Linked DNA regions of Homo sapiens: region 2 is linked to region 1. A link is a contact called in ENCODE Hi-C or POLR2A ChIA-PET data. All regions are on one chromosome and are shown on one strand. The core of a region is the stretch at or near the end of the contact, and the rest is flanking DNA. Distances in the headings are between cores, read along the strand shown. Region 1 has its middle 55 kb from the start of SNRNP48. Region 2 overlaps BLOC1S5-TXNDC5 (BLOC1S5-TXNDC5 readthrough (NMD candidate)).

The links. A loop is a pair of places that touch in the nucleus more often than their neighbours do. ChIA-PET counts read pairs that join two places held with the same protein, here RNA polymerase II (POLR2A). Pooled maps may share reads with other maps.
Region 2: a pooled map shows a loop between it and region 1 (2.8-fold over the local background). The contact joins two enhancer-like sites. A Hi-C loop is called at or near these places in 1 of 37 single-sample maps with no recorded cell type and 2 of 50 pooled maps. POLR2A ChIA-PET finds 5 or more read pairs at or near these places in 2 of 52 experiments (Panc1 and common myeloid progenitor, CD34-positive).

What each region holds. Positions count from the first base shown.
Region 1 is chr6:7,641,915-7,647,783 of GRCh38, forward strand. No RefSeq gene overlaps it. Among named protein-coding and RNA genes, the nearest start is that of SNRNP48, 55 kb to the left of the region's middle. Within about 2 kb of position 2,622, at least 2 of the 41 ENCODE cell types and tissues checked have a DNase peak (open chromatin) inside an H3K27ac peak, as active enhancers do.
Region 2 is chr6:7,989,585-7,995,457 of GRCh38, forward strand. The region is part of intron 4 of BLOC1S5-TXNDC5 (BLOC1S5-TXNDC5 readthrough (NMD candidate)); the gene reads right to left. It also overlaps the pseudogene PIP5K1P1. Among named protein-coding and RNA genes, the nearest start is that of BLOC1S5, 72 kb to the right of the region's middle. Within about 2 kb of position 2,757, at least 6 of the 41 ENCODE cell types and tissues checked have a DNase peak (open chromatin) inside an H3K27ac peak, as active enhancers do.

The DNA of each region.
Region 1 (5,869 bases), core at 1,372-3,871:
CCTCTTTACAGCCCACCACACATAGCTACATGGGTAGATAGGATTTACTGAAGGACTGGGGAAAACTAAAGGGAATGACAACACATAGTGGGAAGAACTGCAAACCATAAGCTGGCAGTGCCCATAGTCTAAGGGCAAGCATGCAAGGCAGTCCACCTCCCACAGGGACCCTGTTCTGATGTACTGGTTTCTTTTCTTTTTTGTTTTTGTTTTTTTGTTTTTGAGACGGAGTTTCGCTCTTGTCGCCCCGGCTGGAGTGCAGCTCACTGCAACCTCCGCCTCCCTGGTTCAAGTGATTCTCCTGTCTCAGCCTCCCGAGTAGCTGGGATTACAGGCATGGGCCACCATGTCAGGCAAATTTTTGTACTTTTAGTAGAGATGGGGTTTCGCCACGTTGGCCAGTCTGGTCTCGAACTCCTGACCTCAGATGAGCCACCTTCCTTGGCCTCCTAAAGTGCTGGGATTGCAGGTGTGAACCACTGTTCCCGGCCTGTTGTTGTTGTTGTTGTTGTTGTTGAGACAGAGTTTTGCTCTTGTTGCCCAAGCTGGAGCACAGTGGCACAATCTTGGCTCACTGCAACCTCTGCCTCCCGGGTTCACTGATTCTCCTGCCTTAGCCTCCAGAGTAGCTGGGATTACAGGCGCCACCACCCCCCGTCTATGCCTGGCTAATTTTTGTATTTTGGGTAGAGATGGGGTTTCGCCATGTTGGCCAGGCTGGTCTTGAACTCCTGACATCAGGCGATCTGCCTGCCTTCGCCTCTCAAAGTGTTGGGATTACAGATGTGAACCACCACGCCCAGCCTGAGGTACCCAGTTTCTGCCCTCAGGCCCTCAAGCCTCTGTGCCATGCACCTCCACCCTCTAAGCTCCAACTTGACTCTCCTGCCATTTGGGAAACCTTGTCACATGCATTGTTATGACCCAGCATACACCTTCCTCCTCCCAGCAGAACTTCTGCAAAGTCTCAGCAAGTCAGTCTGGAAATAGCATCCCAGTAGCTCAGGGAGGGACAGGCTGTGGTGGCCTCTGCCATCCAAGTTCTGCAGAATTGTGCAGGCGATGGACTTTGGTTTTACTGCTCCTGAATATGCTGTGTCAGACTCTCCTATGAGACTGCCTGGCAGACTTGTTTATGCCCTGCCTAACAGTGTGAGTTGCAGATGTGGATATGGTCAGCTCTCCATATCCGTGGGTTCCACGTGCATTGATTCAACCAATTGCAGATTGAAAATATTTTTAAGAATCGTGTCTGTATGAAACATGTACATTTTTTTCCTTGTCATTATTCCATAAACAATATAGTATGCCAACTATTTTCATAGCATTTACTTTGCATTAGGTATCACAAGTAAACTAGAGAGGATTTAAAGTATATGAGAGGATGTGCATAGGTTATATGCAAATACCATGCCATTTTATATCAGAGACTTGAACATCTGTGAATTCTGGCATCCTTCGGGGGGCCATGAACCAATCTTCAGTGGATACTGGAGATAATTGTATTTATTTTCCTGTCTAGCAGAGAGAAAGAGATCAATACTTTCCTCACAGTTCCATCACTGCAAGTCCTACTTACTCACAATAGGATTCTGTTCACCTTGCATTTTAAATTGTCTCCCTGTGGGTCTGTTGGGGATAATAAACAGGCCCATTGCTCAGCCACACACAGTGGCTGTTCCTTGGCTATTAAGAATACCTTGCCAAGTCACTGAGCTTTCTGCTGAGAGGATTAACTTCTTAGATGAGGATCATGCTTCTTCATCTCTGCCTGAAAGAGAAAGTTGTTATTATTATTATTATTATTATTATTATTATTTTGAGATGGAGTTTCACTCTTGTTGCCCAGGCTGGAGTGCAATGGTGTGATCTTGGCTCACCACAATGTCCGCCTCTTGGGTTCAAGCGATTCTCCTGCCTCAGCCTCCCGTGTAGCTGGGGTTACAGGCATGTGCCACCATGCCTGGCTAATTTTGTATTTTTAGTAGAGACAGGGTTTCTCCATGTTGGTCAGGCTGGTCTCGAACTCCCAACCTCAGGTGATCTGCCCGCCTCGGCCTCCCAAAGTGCTGGGATTATAGGCGTGAGCCACCGCGCCCATCCAAAAAAGGTGTTTTTTCCCCTCTTTGTTATGCAAGTTATTTTAGTTTGGGTCTCCACAGCAAGCTTGAATATTTCTTTGAAATTTACCGCTTATCTTAAAATTATTGTAAACTTTTCAATCTACTCCATTATACATCTGTTTGTTATATAAGTAATGTTTTAAATTACTTTCTATTAAGCAAAATAGATTTTCTGAAAAGATATACCATATTTATCTTTTGATTCTATTATTCTCTAGCTGTGAGTTCTTCTTGGCATTGAGCTTGAGCATGAACATACGGAATTACAACCTGACTACCCACCACCCGCAACCCCAATCCTCTGGAGCAACTTTGAGAGCTTGAGCCTTTGTAAAATTGCATCTTTGGAACACACAACCATATCCAGCTCTTAGAGGGTGACAAACAGAAAAGAACTTTCCAGACAAGGTCAGGACAGTCAGAGACACTGCAATGCCCTGTGGCATATGCAACATCCATGCCTTCTTTCAACAACTTCCTTCCTGATTGGGACCTTGGCATCATGTACTCACTGGCCTCAGGTGAATCACTCATTTATTGAGTTCTCAGCTGAGTGCAGCAGCACCAGCTCCAGGTCAACCTGAATGTTATTTAGAAAGCCAGGGATAGAGATCCTGGTCTGGGTGTATGTGTGAGTCAGGACGTCCCCATGCCTCTGGATCCGGTTGATGTGCCTTACTGCCCAGCATCCATTCACTCTTCTCTCATAACCACACCCCAATATCCTTCTGGGGAACCACCCCTAATGCACTTCCATTCTATCTCCTTCAGGTGGCCTTGGCTTCTTCGGGGTGTGGAACATATGACTGAGGTCTGAGCAATCAGGATATTTCAGTTCCCAACCAGGGACTGAATATGACACAACCAGGGCAAATAAAGTAAAATCCTATTGAGCTTAAAACCTAAAAGATACACAATCTAGATCTTCTGTAGAAATCTCAGGATCAGGAAGACAGACTCTCTGAAAATAAGGCCAAAACACAGAATAGGCCATGGCTAATTGACCATGTGCTGAAGAGAAGCTGGGTCCTGGTTAACAGGGGTTGGTTGCAGCAAACTACCCTTGAACCCAATGCTACCCCTGAACTTTTCTGTTATCTTAGCTAGTAAATTACATTTTTCCAAAGGCCTAGTTGGGTTGGATTTTTGGTCTTTTGGAACCAAATGAATTCTAACTATATGTTCCATGTAAGCATGGCTCTTGCTTCCATGGGCTATGGAAGAAAATGGGGAGGGGGGAGCCTCCCAGGGCATCCAGGCTGCCTAACCAAGGATGAAAGTCCAACGCCAGGCAGTAATTCAGTCTTGTTATTCTTGTTGAGCAGGCCATGACATGTGCTCTGGATTGGTGAATACTGTAAATTTTTCTCGTTCTTGCCTTTCCCAAGTGGTGGCTTTATGGCCATTCTCTTGTTCTCTCTCCACCATGGTACATTGAATGAATTAGGGGTTGTCAAAATTATTATGAGGCATGATATTTTGCCTTGACTGACAAAATTGCATATCATCCAGAGATCTTAGGCTTGATGCTGGATTAGACTTGGATGATTTTTTTTTTGGACAAGTAGGGAGTTTATTTTAAGTAAGTACAGAAACTTGCAAGGTGTGGAAGGAAGGATGTATGTGTATGGTGTTCCAGGAAGCCAAAAGAGGGGATGTAATGGATTTCAGTTGTATTTTGCCACCCAGTCAGTATTTACTCTTATTCTGACAACTCTATGTGATTTCCCCTGGGGAGGTCACCTCATCCTGATTCCCTCAATGATACATTCATATCTAGATGTGGAACATCCAATTTGGTATCTACATGTGACCCAAAGAAAGCCAAAGATACACCGTGGGGCTTTTTCTAAACTCTCTGGGAAAGATATTCTTGCTCTTTCTAGTTGGAATTGAAGCTTAAAGAAGAGAAGATCTGGAATGACTATAGCCATCTTATGACCACAGAGAGAGAACTTACTTGAGTATAAAGCTGACCATAAGGAGGACAGCAGATCTATCTGAGCCAAAAGATGGCGTTGTGATATTTTAAATCTATGCCTTATAGTACCCGAAGTCAATTCCATCCTTAGACTTTTCAGGTAAATGAGGCCACCCTTTCCAATTTATCAAAATATATTTTCTGCTGGGTTTTCTGCCATTTTCAACTGGAAGAGTCCCATCTGATATCCTGGACAAGTACCACACTCCTGGAGATGATGTCCTGAAAGAAGAGCTTGCTCACTTGAGAGCAGGTAGTTTATTTGGAAGATAATCCCTGGAAGTAGAAATGAGGGGGTAGGGAGAGTAAGACAAGAAGGATCAACCCTTCTGGGGATGTTCTGTGTAGAATGTAACTCAAAATTGTCCCACCAGGAGAGAGGGAGCCTCTGACATTTATACACTGGCCCCTGTCCCTGTTATTTGAGGGCTGCTTTCAAAGGTCTTAACTCCAGTGTATGGATTGCAAATAACTGAAGCAAAGCTGATTACAATAGTTTTTGGGAAAGCTCTGAGCCAGCAAAGCAGAAGGACCCTGAGAAATGCACTTGGTTTGAGTCACTGGCAGCACACACACGTCACAGTTGCACAGTTGAACTAGACAAACCAAAAGGAAGGGACATGGTGTGCCACAGGCATCAGCTATAGAATCTACTTCTGATTCATCCCTTTCAAATTTCTCCAACAACAGACTTAAAATTTTTTTTTTTCTAAGAATTGAAAGACCTACTTACCTCACTTTTGGGCTTGACTATTCCAATGGAATGCTTCCACATCTTCAAACTGATATCTCTAATACCATGGTGGTGAAGCAGGCCTTCATAAGAGGACTCCCAAAAATGTACCGCTCCCAGGCCTACTTCTCAAAGATGCTGGTTTGATTAAGGTAAATATATCGGTGGGATATGAGACATTTATAAAAATCAAAAATCTTCTAGCAGTGACAACCCAAATTTGGATGAGTCCAGGGCTCAATGACCATGGAATCTGACTATCTGTATCTGAAGAAGCTGAGACAAGCCAAGACAGCCAACACTCCCATGAGATGAAGTGAGTTCTGTTCTTGAAAGACTTGCCTTCCAAATCTAATCTGTGCTACTGTAAGCTGGAAACCAGGTCAAGAGCCATCACAACAGAATGTGGGGAGGTAACTGTAGGCTTTTGGCTTAGGCTCCGTCCCTCTGGAATAATAACATGTAATGAATGTCTCTTCCCAGCAGTCTGAAAATAATCGTGTGTGCCTATGCATCAAATAATTAATCAATAAGTTAAAAATATTTTTATGGCTAACTTGACTCACAGCTGGTTTACCAATCAGATAGATTTGTTTCTATCTTGTCCTTGAGATAAGTCTGAGAGGGGAGCGGGATGAAATCTGTGCATGAAATGATGAGATCATGACTTCAATTGTATGAGCCTCAAGGCCTCTAAACTACCAGGCTGTAATTTACCTAACTCCGGGGTGTGAAAGTCTGCCTTGGGTAAATGGCCAGTGGGATAGCAGACAGGGAGTAGACTGGGTACATGTGTGCATGTGTGTGTGTGTTATTAAGGCTGGATGTTCCTCTGGGCAGACCTATCAGGCTGCCTCTTACCCAGCTGATGGTGAAGATAATGTCTCATTGGCAGCCAAGCCTTCGCAGATGTTACTGTCAAAGTAGAGATGCAGCCACTTAGTGGTATCTTCTTTCTTCCCTCCTCTTTGCTGGTTTCAATGCTTTTGCTTTTAAATGGCCTCAGTAAAAGTGAAAGCAATCACATCCTGC
Region 2 (5,873 bases), core at 1,507-4,006, 350 kb after region 1:
GCTGCCATGTTCTTTTTTACAAGAAGGAAAGAAACAATTCTTGCTATTTTTTTCATAATTTACTATTTATGATGTATTTAAGTGTTTTATTAAGGACAGAGTTCTGTAAGGGGTGGGAGAGAATATTTGAGGGAGGGCTGGGTCTTAGGGAAAGGAATAGGGAATCAACATTTTAATGAAGTGTCTCTATTTGCTTCTACTTTGTATCATTCGGAAAAGGCAAATGCAATATAAAAGTGATATATGGTTTTAATGTAATAAACTTTTATCAGTTATTTAGAAAAAGAAAAGAAACCGATGGATCATTTTGACAACAATGAAGAAAGGAGACAGGAACAAGGAAAAGTTGAGGTTATCCTGTAAAGCATCTTAAAGCAGAAAGCAAGGCTCTTAGTTTGTAATTTAATACACCTGACTGTAATAATTGTAAAACAAGGCAGGAGTCAAGGAAGGGAGGCAGCTGACGATGCCATGTGTCTGTCAGCATAAGGCAAAGGCAGAGCGAGGTGAAAAGGCATGACCAGGAAAGATGACATGCATTGTCATAAATAAATGCAGAGAGAAATAATTTTTTTTTGTGAAAACGAACGGACCCATATACTTTATAAACACAGGGTACCACTTATTCTTCAAACTATCTAAACTAGTCATGGATGAGTTTTCAATGTTTTTATATGAGTTCTTTCATGAGTCCAAAATACTATTTCTTACATTGTGTCTTTCCATAACTTATCTGCCAATAAAGATACCTGCTAGGGCACCAGGAGCTTTAATGAGAGGCTTCTTTAATGTTATGTTACTAGCATGACTTCTGAGACACATTTATTCATCCACTCATATACTAAAGCACTCATTTGAGAAGCACTTATTAAAATTTATGCTAGAACTAAGGAAACAGATAAAAGACACAATCCCTGATGCCAAGAAGTTGCCTGCCTTGCTGATGGAATTTCCTAGTACCCCATGTTATTCTTGGCTGTGCAAAAATTAGATTTTTAAACTTTTATTATTGTCTAAAATTATGGGTTATACCATTTAGAGAAAAAAGCCTCACTACTGTTGCAGGTTGAGGTTACCATTGGGATATTAGGTATCAACACAGGCCCCATGACAGGATTTGAGTAAAAACCGTAGCCTTTGCATAATGACAAGTCTGTGTCACTTTTCCTAAAACTGTGTGAAAACAGAAAAATTACATCTTCTTCTTTTTTTTTTTTTTTTTTTTTTGAGACTAGTCTTGGTCTTGTTGTCCAGGCTGGAGTGCAATGGCATAGTCTCGACTCACTGCAACCTCCACCTCCTAGGTTCAAGAGATTATCCTGCCTCAGCCCCCCAAGTAGCTGGGATTACAAGCGCGCACCACCAGGCCCGGCTAATTTTTTGCATTTTTAGTAGAGATGGGGTTTCACCATGTTGGCCAGGCTGGTCTTGAACTCCTGACCTCAGGTGATCCACCCTCCTTGGCCTCCCAAAGTGCTGAGATTACAGGCGTGAGCCACCATGCCCGGCTAATTATATCTTCTTATTGCTTTCAAAGATCTTAATGACAATAAAGAGAGCCAACGCTCCATCCCAGAAGGAAGAAAATGACCATGTCACTTCTGAATGTTTGCTAGGATGCTAAAGTAAAAATGGGCTGAGGATATAAGAAATGCTAAAGTTCAGGTGGCATTGTTGCTTATAAGTCAATGAAAATTAAGTCACATTAAACATTCAGTTCCTTAGACACATTAGCCACATTCCGAGTACTCAATAGTTACATACGGCTAGTGGCTACCATATTGGACAACACAGATAAAGAACACTTCCCCCACTGCAGAAAGTTCTACTGGACAATGCTGGAAGTGAAATGGGTCTCCTAAAAAGCTTCAAAGGTAAGGTTGTACATGGTGTCGATGAGTTTGAGTAGCAAAGAAATTATTTTAAAATTATAATTAAATGTAATAAGAGATATTTTTAAAAATTCTGTTGGAACTTTTAAAGACATAATTTAGCCAAACAAAAATGATACAAATTTTCTCCTGGAACTTTGGGTGTTTGGGTGACTGTTTTGAATCTTGTCTGTGGGACAAGCAAGAGGCCGTGCCCCTGTGTGTGGCCACCAGATGGACCTGGGATCACTGACTGTGTTGTCTTGGAGTCATCCAGCTGTTGGCTGACAGAAAAGGGAAGGGCATTCACCCTGCATGCATATACATGCACACAGACATACCCTGCCTGCCTGTTGCCAGCTTCCATAACATGGGGGAGAAACTTTTAAAAAAGAAGGTCCTCTCATTTATGTGACTAAAGTTTTGCCTTTGAACTAGTCACATGGAGAAACAGAATGGCCTCATCTGCAGTAGATTTTAGTTAATGCAATTTATCTGGCTCATGTTGACATACTATACTATTCTACACTCTACTTACTTGCTCAAATCGAAGTCAATTTGATACATCCTACTCTTGATCTTAAAATATAAGACAGTAAATGGGTGCAGTATTTCTTGGGTTATTTGGATGAATGAGACCTAGAACAATATGAAACCTGTTACTGGGGCCTAAATGAGATTGGTCAGTGCTGGTTTCTTTTATGTCTTCTGTCTACCCCCTGGTGGAGGGATTCATTACTAGTCAGAGCCAAAGAAGGAAAGAGAAAGAGAAAAAAGCATGAATTATTTCCTGAACATCTATTCAGTCCCTCAATAATCTTGGGTTTGTTGTTTATACGAGAGTGCCAGCTCAACGGGAGAAGAGCTGAAACCCATTATTTCCCTTTGAACATGTTCTTCACCGGGAATGGCAGGAGGAGCAGAGCAGCAGGAGGGCTGTCCTGCCAAAACGCTGAACTTGGAACTGAAGGGGCCATCGCTCTGGGTGCAAAAAAAGAGTTCTGAGCTTTGCTGCTCTGGCAGGCCTGGAATCCTTCCCTTGGCTGTGGATAATACCTAATGATTCAGAGGAAGTACTGTCAACTCTTCAAAGCAGACCTAGCTAATTGTGTAATGTTATTCTGAGGCACTGGGAGAAGCCAAAAAAGAAGGGAGGCTGGGGAGAAATTCCTTCCTTTGCAATGATCAGCTTACATCCTGCACCATCAGATTTGATTATCCTTATCTTTTCTTGCATAACTACAAATGTTATGACTGGTCATAGTGACCAGACTTCCAAAAAAAAATCCAGCCACAGTATTTGACTCTATGACTGCCTCTGGCGGTAAATTCCTTAGACTAGCTACATGCTGTGCAAAAAGCTATTTCCTTTGATTTATTCATTTCCCAGTTCTTAACTCCATCAGGTGCCCCCTTGATCTCACATTAGAGAATGAGGCAAAAAAAGAAAAGGAAAAAAGAAGTCTGTTCATTTTGCCTTATCTCCTTGCAGTTAGGAAATGTAAATATCCACTAACCTCTTTTGCTCATATTGCACAGTAATTTTTAAAATTAACTCCTTTTAACTAGCTCTTTTTTTTAATTGAATAAGTAATACAAGGACCTGATTAAAAGATTTAGGCACTACAGGCTGGGTGCAGTGGCTCACGCCTGTAATCCCAGCACTTTGGGAGGCTGAGGCTAGCAGATCACGAGGTCAGATCGAGACCATCCTGGCTAACACAGTGAAACCCCATCTCTACTAAAAATACAAAAAATTAGCTGGGCGCGGTGGCGGGTGCCTGTAGTCCCAGCTACTCGGGAGGCTGAAGCCGGTGAATGGCGTGAACCTGGGAGATGGAGTTTGCAGTGAGCCGAGATCGCACCACTGCACTCCAGCCTGGGCGATAGAGCGAGACTCCATCTCGAAAAAAAAAAAAAGATTTAGGCACTACAATAAATAGAAAAAGGAAAAGTAAGTATCCCTCCCATTGCAGACCTGCAGACCCTTGATTCCTCAGACCCTACCCTGAGGCAGTCATCAGTACCAGCTGCTGGTATACACTCTAGAAATATCCAAATGCAAGCATGTGTGCATTTTCTCCTTTTAAAATGTATCTTTCTTTTTCACATAATAACATCTTGGAGATCATTCCATATTATCATGTTTAGTGCTAACCCATCCTTTTTCATGGCTGCATAGTATTCCCATTCAAATATACCACACAATTGATTAACCAGTTCCATATTAATGGATATTTATGTTGTTTCTAGTATTTTTCTCATATGAAAAGCTACAACAAAGACCTCTGTACACATCTTAACAAGTATGTGCCATACCTTGTTAAGCACATACCAGCCAGTATGTGCATTTTAAATGTTGATAGATATTTTCAGATCGCCCTCCAAAGAGGTTACATCAATTTATACTCTCCTTTGAGAGTATGTAGGAGTATGTAGGAGTCCTCTTCCTCACTTCTTTGCTAACATATATATTAACTATAACAAATAACTAATAATATTTTACAATCTTCCATCATATGACTGTTCTGCCTGAAAAACCACACAAGATGCAGTGACCTCTACGTAACCATCAGGTCCTGACATTAAGCCTTTTGCCCAGTCTCCTGTAACACCACTCTCACCTGTATAAGCCCTAACATCTAATAGGGAAAACAAGCAAGATGAAAAAAAACAAAGAAAACGGGTTACATAAACTAACGAACCAGCGCCACCTACACGTCCCTGGGCTTCTGTACCACCAAATTCGTGAACTAGCCAATTTGCACCTATAACTGTTTGTGTATGTGTTTTGGGGGATGGAGTTACCAAAAGATTCCTAAAACGGTCTGCGATTGCTACTTAAAAAAGATAAGCATCAGTGATCTATGTAATTAAAAAGAGAGCAAGAGAAAATTAAAATTGGAGGGCTGGATGCAGTGGCTCACGCTTGTCATCGCAGCACTTTGGGAAGCCGAGGTGGGAGGATTGCTTGAGGCCAGGAGTTCAAGAGCAGTCTGGGCAACACAGCAAGACCCCTGTCTCTACACAAAAATAAATTAGCTGGGTGTCATGGCATGTGCCTGCAGTCCCAGCTACTTGGAAGGCTGCAGCAGGAGGATCGCTTAAGGCCAGGAATTCAAGGCTGCAATGAGCTATGATCACACCACCGCACTCTAGCCCAGGCAACAGAGCAAGACCTTGTCTCTAAAAACAAAAAAGAAGGAAAAAAAAAACTGCATAAAAATCCAAATCCCTGATTTTATGGCTTAATGTAGATAAACTAAGTATTACGGTATACTTAACTACTAATATGTAAAATAATGAAATGACTCTAGGGCAGTGATTCTCCGATTTTGGACTAGAAACATTTCTAAAACAAAACCTGCGACCCAAAGTGGTCTTTGTCAAAGTTCTCTTACTTCAGATAGAGACATTAACCAAAAAATAGCTACCATGATCTGTCATCATTTCATAAGGCAATTTCAATACCAAAAAGTAGAAAAGCTATAACATGATAGTAAAAGGCAGTTCCTTAAGGTGGATAAATTTAACTCTATCTCAAGTTCACTGCTCTAACCCTCATGTTCTCATTTCACCATCCAGTCTGAGAATCCAAATGACACACACGGGAAAACTCTGTCCTGTAGGATCACTGTCCGTGGACTGGCATTTGAAAACTACTGCTATCAGGAACCTTTGCTTAAATTCATAAAGGCCAGGGATTCTTGCCTCTGTCTTGTATTTTATGTGTGTAGTTTAGAAATCTAGAGGAGACAGCCCCTAATTTTCAGTTCTGGATTTGCCGCTAATTAACTTCAGTTACTGAATCCTTCTATGAACTTCAGTTCTTAATATCAGATAAGAATAACACCTTTCCTGTCTATTTCACAGGACTGACAGGTTCAAAGAAATTCAATATGTGAGCAAGTTTTTTTGTAAACTATCATGCTTAATATAATGATTAAGTACTAACATTTATCAAGCATTTTTAAAGTGCCAGATGCTGTTCTAAATGCTTCC